Regions from separate parts of the Mus musculus genome. Here region 2 is linked to region 1. Evidence: chromatin loops called from intact Hi-C (ENCODE). Cell type or tissue: heart. All regions are shown on one strand.

Region 1 (5,000 bases):
TTTCACTTATATTCCTGGCAATGAAATGTTAAGAGCCTACCTCACTGTTACATCATCTGAATAGGGCAGAGTCCGCAGAAGGAGATTGAATTTTGGAGCAAAGATCCAATTTCATGGAAATAAAACGCCTCACTTAAGTACATTTTAAAACTCTTTAGCAGAGTAGTTAATGCCAATTAGATTGTGGGCTGTCTGAATCATGAATTATCAATTCAGACATGATTTTGGTTTTCTTCTATAAGTAACGCCGGTATTTCTTTCTTTCTTTTCTTTTCTTTTCTTTTTTTTTTTTTTTTTAAGAAACTAGGTCATCTGAATTCAGCCATTTGGTCTTGAAAATTTTCTGTGTGCTCAGAAAGCAGTGGTGGGAACGGCCATGCCTGGTCAGCGCTTTGTGTGAGACAGGAGTTGGCATGCCCAGTATATATAGGTTTGATCAAGGGCAAGGATTGTTCTCAGCAAAGCTATTTCGAATAATAATAAAAAAAATACAAAATTAGCTTGGCTTCTGCCCTAAATTCTTTGTGTGGTGTGGAAAGAACACTGGCCAGAGGGTTGGTTAGAGACTTATCAGACAGAGTGGAAACCAACAGCTAACCCAAGCTGAAGCCACACTTGAGGTCCACACTTGAACCCTGTGGAATAATAATACGTGCTGGTTTACACTGCCAGGCCAGTTAGTAACCTTGCCCTGTCCAAACATGATTTCTAATGTGGTGCTTCTCGCTGCATCCCTGCTGGGCCCTTTAAAAGTCACCCTTTCTTTACCACGGGTCACTGCTTCTACATTTGCAAGGCCAGAGACAGATTCAAAGAGTCACATCCGGAACCCTACAACAATGGGCGGGTTGGAGTCCTCAGAGGATACCTGTGTGCCTGGGGCCTGCGCTACGTGCACACACTGTTGTTCTTTGTAACCACAGTGAGGCAGCTCTTCCTCTTTCCAGGATGAGGAAACTACTCAGAACAGTTAGGTGGCTCTGCCAAGGTTACGGTGATGGAGTAGCATAACAGGACTGGACTCCAGACCTCCAGGTCCTTGTGGTCTCTGTTCCTTCCTGCAGAGTGGATGGCAAATAAAGATCACGAATAGAGTCGGGAGAGGCAAGCTTAAGCTGCTGCATATTTAAATTTTCTCTCCCCCTGTTGGGTTATTCACAAGTGTTCCAGGGCCAGCCTCCTAAAGGAGTGCTCCTTACTCAGTAACAGCTATGCGTGCAGAAGCCGCAGCTTTGTCCTTGAATGCTTTCTTGCTGCTTAAATAGGATTTTCTTTGCCTGCCTCATAAGACTGAGGAGGGACTTTGGGTTTCTATGCAACATTGGCCTCGAGGGCGTGAGATGTTTGGAGGTATATTCCCCGCCTTAAGGTAGAGTTGAACAGCACCGGTTGTTTGGAGCAGACAACACTGGAATGCAGTTTGGAGCCTTTAGCCAGTGTGCCTGATACCTCCCTGTGTTCCTGGGTCACATACACTTTCTAGGGATGAAAGGGAACACTCACTGCCTTTTCTTCTTGACACACTTAGATTCCTACCCCGTGACACACAGCCTTCAGCCTACTTAACAGTGTGAACAACTGTGTTGAAATAAGACTAAAAAAAAACTTTGATCTTTGGTGATTTCCCCACTTAAGACAAGTAACCTTTCTCCTGGAAGCCTTTCTCCTAACTCCTGGGAGTTAACTCTTACATTTCTGAGTGCCTTTATTTTCCCTTTCTTATTATTTTGGGGGACAGGGTATGCTTTTCCAAGTCAGGGTTTCTCTGTATAGCCTTGGCTGTCCTGGAGCTCACTCTGTAGACCAGGCTGGCCTCACAAAGATCCACTCGATTCTTCCGAGTGCTGGAATTAAAGGTGTATGCCACTCCAATTGACTCTTGGGAACATTTATAGAGGTCATTTTGTGATTCTTTTTAAAAAGACATCTCTGGTTTTAGGGAATACTGTTGTAGCTTATTGATAATGTTTTACCAACTTGAGAAAGATTGCTCTAGGAGTGGATAAATACTCAGCTGATTAAAACACTACACAATTCGGGATGTCTCATGTTTGTGAGTGATGTGTGTGTGTGTGTGTGTGTGTGTGTATGTGTGTACATGTGTGTGTGTGTGTGTGTGAGTGATGTGTGTGTATGTGTGTATATGTGTGTGTGTGTATATGTGTGTGTGTGTGTGTATGTGTGTATGTGTGTGTATGTGTGTATGTGAGTGATGTGTGTGTATGTGTGTGTGTAGATGTCAAAAGGTAACTTGGGATTAAGGTGTAGAAGAGCCTTTTGTCTATTGAGGACTTCTGAGGAAGAGGACTGAAGAGAGGAGGGGACTGGACATACTGTGTTGGTCTCTCACTGGTCTGGAGTAGCTGCCGGCAGCTCTAGGAAGCTTCTCTTGTTCCTCTTGACCTGACCCAAGCTGGGGGTGGCCCAGAAAGCAGTGGGAACTTGGGAAAGGATCTAAGGATTCACCAACTATCGATTTGGGAAATTTCATTGGGTGTGTGCCATAAAATGCTGGAAGGCGGACTTTCCCAAGAAACCTTTTCTGTAGACTTTTTTTTTTTTTTTTAAATAAATGGCTTGAAAAGGTAATATCCAATCAAACGGGAATGCCTCAATTCTGAAAAGGTGGGGAGGAAGGACAAACTGCTCCCCCGCCCCGTACTTGGCAGTGTCTTGCTTTGGGGAGTGCCCTGCCTCAGCAAATTCTCCGATTCTGGGCTCCGGAGCTGCGGAGCTGCGCTGTCTCTGCCAGCTCTCGTACAGCACGCACGCCCCGTGCATTGGCTTGGTCATTTCCTCCTATTTTTCTGCTTATTCATCCTGTGGCCTGTGTTCCCCTTGACAGACTTTCCCCCCACCCTCCTGTGGGGAGAGATAACATTCTCGGGAGGGACTTTAATCCATCTGATAAGTTCTATTTTTAGCCAAGCCTTTCCTCCTGGCTTCTAACTTTCAGAGGCTCACACACTTCCGAGCCTCCTTTGGCGTTCGTTCTTGCCGTCTTGCGTACTCTTGTGCCTGGGGTTTCCTAACAGACTGTAGTTGAGTGGGGAGCGGGGAAGGTGAATTGACTTCCAGGGCAGGGACACTTTCTCCTGGGTGTGGGGCGCTGTTTTTAGCAGGGCCATTCACTCTTACCTACCTCCTGCTTCCCCTCCAGGCTGTCCACGAATTTCCTTTTGTCAGTAAATTTATGTTATCTTGATAAAGGACACCCATTAAAAAAAAACAAGACAGCTGTGACTTTCGATGATTAGCACAAGGGTCTGGCAGCTAAGATGCCTGCCTGTAGCTACTAAGACTTCTACAGAATGACAACTTAATCTGCAGCCTTTGCATTAAGATTTAATCAAAGCAGCCAGTGTCCGTCCCTCCCCCGCCCCCCCCCCCCCCGTTCCCCATGTCCCCGTCCCCCCCCCCCCATATGAGGGGAGAAGTTTTGGGTTTGCTGTCACATGATCTCTGCCTGTTGCTTTCCCAGATAAGGATATGGGAATAAACTTACCTCAGTACTTTATATAAATGTGTTCTTTTTCTCCTTTTAATCCTTTGGCCCAGAATGGCCCCCCCTCAAATATATATATAAAACAGAAACTCTTCTGACAAGACTACAGAGCTTGAAAAGGAGAATGGGGTATCCCCCTGCCCCAGGAGTGCTCCTGGGAACATTGCTGCCAGGCAATTTAAACTTCAGGACCTCGACTTCATTTACTCTCAGTGGACCAGTTGTCTCTCGAGGCTCACTTAGCTCTGTCACCATCATGACTATTGTTGTGTTTTATAAGATGATGTAGTATAGTGCGGCTGGAGGGAGCACCTCAGTGGTCCCTGCCAAGGAGTCTTGGGATCAAGTCACATGACAGGCCTAGAACAAAAGAAGTTTATTGGGGGAAGGGAGCCAGGGAACGGAGCAGCAGGGTGCCTGGGATGGGGTTAGAGGCAGAGGAAGGCAGGTGGGACAGAAAGGGAAAGGAGAGGGGAAGAGAAGGAGAGGCCAGCCTGGAACATGTAGGGGAGGGGGGTGGAGACACAGAGAGGTAAGATAGAGGGATGGAGGAGAGAGAGAGAGAGAGAGAGAGAGAAGCCAAGTAGTCCTTATACTGCTGGCTCCTGGCTGAACCCAGGGTGGAGATGTAGATTGTTGCTAGGTAACTGTTGGGCAGAGCCTAGAGGAATTGCGGACACCTAGGACCACTATAATACTGCAAGTGGCATTGGTAAATGGGTTAGCTTTATAGGGTGGAACACACTTATCAAATGACTTACTACCAGTAAAATTTGTATAGCTTATGGTGTGGTGGCTTACAGGTTCAGAGGTTCAGTTCATTATCATCAAGGTGGGAACATGGTAGCATCCAGGCAGGCATGATGCAGGAGGAGCTGAGAGTTCTACATCTTCATCTAAAGGCTGCTAATACAAGATTTCTCTCTCTCTCTTTCTTTCTTTCTTTCTTTCTTTCTTTCTTTCTTTCTTTCTTTCTTTTCTCTTTCTTTCTTTCTTTCTTTCTTTCTATTAGATATTTTCTTTATTTACATTTCAAATGTTATCCCCTTTCCTGGTTTCCCCTCAAAAAAAAAAAAAAAAAAAACCCTATCCTATCCCCCTCCCACCTCCCCCACCCCTGCTTCCCCTGCTCACCAACCCACCCATTCCCACTTCCCTGTCCTGGCATTCCCCTTCAATGGGACATCGAGCCTTCTCAGGACCAAGGGCTTTTCCTCCCATTGATGTCCAACAAGGCCATCCTCTGCTACATATGCAGCTGGAGCCATGAGTCCCACCATGTGTGCTCTTTGGTTGGTGGTTTAGTCCCTGGGAGCTCTGGGGGTACTGATTGGTTCATATTGTTGTTCCTCCTATGGGGCTGCAAACCCCTTCAGCTCCTTTGGTCCTTTCTCTAGCTCCTCCATTGGGGGCCCTGTGCTCAGTCCAATGGTTGGCTGAGAGCATCCACCTCTGTATTTGTCAGGCACTGGCAGAGCCTCTCAAGAGACAGTTA
Region 2 (5,000 bases), 51 kb after region 1:
TGATGGGAAGAACTCTACCAAACTTAGTGTAGCAGCTGTGTGTGGGTGTGTTAAACCTCTTCATTTTTATCTTAACCATGCCCATGTATGCACACTTCTCCTAAGTATGAACATTTGCCAAGTCTTGACTACATTCAGTGGAGACATGTCAAAGGCAATGAGATCATGCTCATGTGTTGTATAGGAGTGTGCCGTTCCCCTTGCTTAGAATCTCTCTCTGCTATCAGCTTTGGAAAAGGGAGATTCCATGTATCCTATGGACACAGGAGTAGCATGTTCCCAATTCCTATGAGTGTGGGCAAATCTGTAGATGAAAACCCAACCCTGAAGAGAACGGAGCCCTGGTCAACATCTTGATTGCTATCTTGTGGGACCATGCACCAAACTTTTAAAAAATTGTGAGGAAGTCTGAGGAGGTGGCTCTGTGGGTAACATGCTTGCTGTGCAAATACAAGGACCTGAGTTCTGATAGCTGTCACCCACAGGGAAAAAAGCCTGGTGTCCTGGTTGCCCAGTGCTCAAGATGTGGATGGGAGCAGAGACTGATGGGTCCCTTAAACTCACTGGCTAGCTCATTTAGCTTAAATGGTAAGCTCCCAGTTCAATGAAAGACTGTCTCAGAAAATAAGGATTATTAGTGATCAAGCCAGTGTAGTCAGCCAATGGGTTCTCCTGGAGGGAGTGATGATTTTAAAAAAAGACAACACTGTAGCATGACCCCAGCTGGTTCTGAGGCTGAATCGGGTTTATTTTTTCCTAGTCAGCTTTTATACCATTTTAAGTACATACAAAAAATAAGGTCAGTTCTAGGTTAAGGAACAAACAAGGCAATAAACACAAATAGTCAAGGAACAAATAAGGTAATAAACAGTCTTGATTTTGAAAGACCCACAACGTGAGGACTCCCCCACGTTCTGACTCAGGAGAGGCGACACCCCAAAATCACCCACAAGAAACGGGTCTTGCTGCAAATTGCAAGAGGATTTTTTTATTCGAGAGCGCTCTCGGGCCCGTGGTCATATACCACGCAGGGGTAGAGGACCGTGGCGCCCCGAGTAGCTGGGTAAGGGGGTATTTAAAGGAAGAAACCACAACTTAAGGAAGTGGGGAGGGTGTTGTTGGAAGATACCAAAGATACCAGTTAAAAGTCACAAGGAAGTGTAAAGTTACAAGAGTCACAAGGAATACCTGGTAATTGTTAACTCTCAAGACAGCTTCTAAGAGCCCCCAACAATAGCACATTTGCATTGCAGTTTCTGGGTGACTTTCTTTGAATGAGCACTCTTTGAACCCAGGAAGCGGGTGGATGGAGGAATGTCGCTATTTCTTTTATGATTAGCATACCTTTACAAAGGCCACATTCCCAAGCCTGGGCCTAAAGGCCTAGAATTCAGTTTTTACGTTGTTATACTTTCAATTTCACTGTTTCTAGAGGCTTATCAGGATGACTAAGATATCTGAGCCTACTTCCCTGTCTTAGCCCAAAGTCAAATCCTGCCTGAAGCCTACTTCTTTGTTCAAGCCCAAAGTCAGATTCCTGCCAGAGCTTACTTCCATGTCCTCACCCAATGTTAAACTCCTGCCAAGTCTCTAGAAGTGGCCCCAAAAGCTCTCCACACATTATCCTCTGGCCTCTACCTCTGCACAAGTGCATGCATACTCCTCCATACACATATAGAGATGAAATACATGTAGACTCACAATATCCAACATGTATATACATATAAAATGATGAGATGATACATGTATGTTCATTTAAACTGCTAAATTTGTGTTAATTTATTACACAACAATACAAAGCTAGTATCATCTCCCAACCTATCTCCTGGCATCCCCCTGCCTCCATAGCCACACACATACAAACACACACCAAAAGTATGATTTAGTATTAATTTTACCACTGGGTAGGGAAAAAGAGGCAAGATGCGGATCTTGGAGTAGAGGATGGAGCCGAGGGTGCCTCTCCAGGATAAAGAGTTCATATCTGAACCCAGAATTCCTAGGGACTTTGTAACCAGTATAATTTTCTCATTATTGTGGCCAAGTACCTGGCAAGAAGCAACTTTAAGCAGAATAAACTTACTCGAGATCAAGGTTCAAGGAATATCTCCTGGGGAAGGCCGGCTTTCACTGTGGCGGTAGGAGGCTCCTTGCTTACATCCGGCCAGGCCAGGAAGTAGAGACAGTGGAGTGCCGAACTTACCTCCTTGCCTTCCTGCTTTTACTCAGACCAGAATTCGGGTCCGGGCTTGTGATGGTGCCCTTTCCACATCCAGGGTGAGTCTTCCTCCCTTAGTTAAACTTCTCTTGAAACACCCTCATGGATGCACTCAGAGGTATGTCTCCCCAACATTCTAGGTTTTAAAAATCCTACTCAATTACGTACCTGCATGTGTGCCTACCTGGGTTCAGGTGCCTGAGAAAACCAGGTGTCAGATCCCATTGTAGCTTGAGTTATACGCAGGTGTGAGCCACCAAAATGAGTGCTGGGAACTGAATCTGTAGTGCTGTAATCACTGAGCCATCTCTCTAGCCCCTCTCTTTCTTAAAACAGTCAAGACGGCAATGGAAATTAACTGCCATGGAGGGGTATCTGTGAGGGCTAAAGTTATGTTTTAAATTAAATTACTGTGCTTAAGATCTACAAAACAAAACAAAACAATACAAAACAAAATTGCCTCTAACCTGTAAGCCCTACTTACCCAAGGGACAGATAATTTACTAGAATGCTAGGGATGGTAGGATAAGCCAATTTTCACTCCAGTAAACAAGATTGGTTGTGCCAACTGCACACACAGGACGTGTTTGATCACACGTAGGTGGTAGGCACATAGGAAGAATGTCAGGATGTTTGCTTGCCCCTGATTGGATGAAAGCAGAAGTAGGTGGGCTTTGCCTTTATAAGTGCCTGTCTAATGTAATTCAGCAACATTCTCTGGGAATACCAGGTATGGGCCTGCCTACTGTTCATCTTCCTGGCAGTACTTAATAAAAAAATTAAAATCAAAATCAAAATCAAATCTGGCTTTAAAAAATTGTGGTAGCAGTTTTCTTTTCACCCAGGGAGTACACGATCAATGAAGGAACGACAAGCTTTAGATCTCTTAGTACTAACTCTCCTCCAAATGAAGGTGAGAAAGGCTGGCTTGTTTAGCCACAGAGACAAAGTAATCGCCAGTGCTCCCCCCAACCCCCCCCCCCCCCCTTGCCTCTTCCCAAACAAGGAACTGCTAGTCTGAAACTTTCTTCTGATATTCTCCACCAGTTTCAAAGTTTGTGAAGATAAGTGGAATGAATACATTATTGGCTCTTAGAAAGTCTGCTTCAGAGATAATCCAAACAAAAGGCCCCAGAGTTCCCATCTTCCAGTTGACTCCTTCAGGGAGCCGGCATTTGATAGGCAAATGAAGCTTCTGGGTGGGCAATATGCCTCAGGCACATAGGCAGCTGGTCTGGCCCGGGTAACTACTTTATTCAAATGATCTATTTTTGCCAGAGTTCCAGCTTTGTTCTGATAGACTCATTTTCAGTAAATACGAGAGAAGAAATATATTCTTGTTACACAACTGTGTCATTTTAACACCTCACTCATCACGGGGTCTCTTCTTTCGTTCTTTCTTGGCGCTCTAAGTTCTTAGATGGTTTCCACTGGGGAAAGTGGAGGGGAGTGTCTTTCCCAAGTCACAGAATGCTCACTGCTGCTGTGCTCAGTGCTGTTTTCCTGACTCCTGGCTATCTGTGTACCATTTTTTATCCACTTTCGATGTTGTTCATTTTTTCTATTGTTCCTCATCTTTTCCTTCCTTCACTCTGCTCAGGGTTATATCTGCTCAGCCAGCAGTTGGTCAGCAGCCACTCTGAGGGATGCAGTGAGCATCAAAAGGGGTTTAGAATTAGCCCCATCCCTCAGTGGCTAACAAGTACAGGGACCAACCGACAAAGCCTGGTTCATCCAGTTCCCTCTGAGATGTTGACAGCCTTTTGTGGTGGCTCCACCCTGGGCTCACAGAGGACACTCCTGGCCTCTGCCTCACCTCTCAGATTTCCCTTTTAACAAACAGCTGTCCATTCAGTTCAGACCCTGAACGCCAGAACCAGAGTCCCCCTTTTCCTCTTCCCCATGAGTCACCTGGTCTTGTCCATTCTGTGACCTTAGAGTTCTAATCACTGGGCTCAGGGACACCCATGTCCCTTCTGCTATGATTATTACAGTTGCCTCATGAGCAAGTTTCTATGGCTTTCCTTCATGTTCTTCGGTCTGTTTTCCAGAAGCCGCTGACATTGGTTTCAAGGGCCGCCTTCTTGACCTTCTTAAATGTCCCTTGCTTCCCAGTAAGGGTTCCAATCTCCTTTCACACCGAGGTGTCCTCCACTTCAGGGGTGACAGTCTTACCAGGTACAGGCTCAACTAGGGAGGGTGTAGGACTCCATCTGCAGTGGGGAAAGACTGGGGAGACTTACCTCCATCTCAAGCTTGTTTGAAGAATACTCAAAACTCTGTCAAGTCCTCTGTGTTCTTTCTCCTGTGATCCTGTGTGGCTGGCTGAATTCCTGCGACTGACACTACAGACTCTCTGTGACCCTCCCTGGGCAGAGAGCTTAGTGGGGCTGTCCAGTGGAAAGTCCCGCCAGTTCTCCAAGTCACAGCTTTACTCAAAGGGCCTCTAGGGGTGCCCCAGGTCGCAGAGAGATTCCCTGAAGATCTTCCCCCTTCCTTTCTTCCATCTCTTTCTTCCCCTTGTGGTTTTTCTTTTCTCAGGTATATGTGTGTGTTCACATGAGTTGGTACCCTGCATGAGGGAGCCAGCTGTCTTCTATTGCTCACCCTGCTCCCACCTGCCCCTCTTTTTGAGACAGGTTCTCACAAAGATCTAGATGCATCTGCATCCTGAGTGCTGGGATTAGAGATGTGCCCCATCAGGCCTATGTGTTTGTGTGTATATATTTCATTCTATGTGTTTAGGTGCATATGCCATGAGAGCATATGCATTTGGGTACAG

What was found. Hi-C counts contacts between places; a loop is a spot of excess contacts. Peaks named below come from ENCODE experiments on the same cell type or tissue, not always from the same donor. Only the 100,000 strongest peaks of a DNase experiment are listed, where the experiment ranks them.
Region 2: it touches region 1 in a loop (2.1-fold over the local background); 3 of 42 quality-filtered maps call a loop at or near these places.

What each region holds. Positions count from the first base shown.
Region 1 is chr12:54,160,793-54,165,792 of GRCm38, reverse strand. No RefSeq gene overlaps it. Among named protein-coding and RNA genes, the nearest start is that of Gm40424, 14 kb to the left of the region's middle. In heart, no CTCF peak of the experiment used is centred here; a DNase peak (open chromatin) is centred at 2,852; H3K4me3 peaks cover 1,188 bases; H3K27ac peaks cover 3,463 bases; H3K27me3 peaks cover 534 bases.
Region 2 is chr12:54,109,524-54,114,523 of GRCm38, reverse strand. The region is part of intron 2 of Gm35818 (a long non-coding RNA gene); the gene reads left to right. Among named protein-coding and RNA genes, the nearest start is that of Gm35818, 30 kb to the left of the region's middle. In heart, no CTCF peak of the experiment used is centred here; no DNase peak of the experiment used is centred here.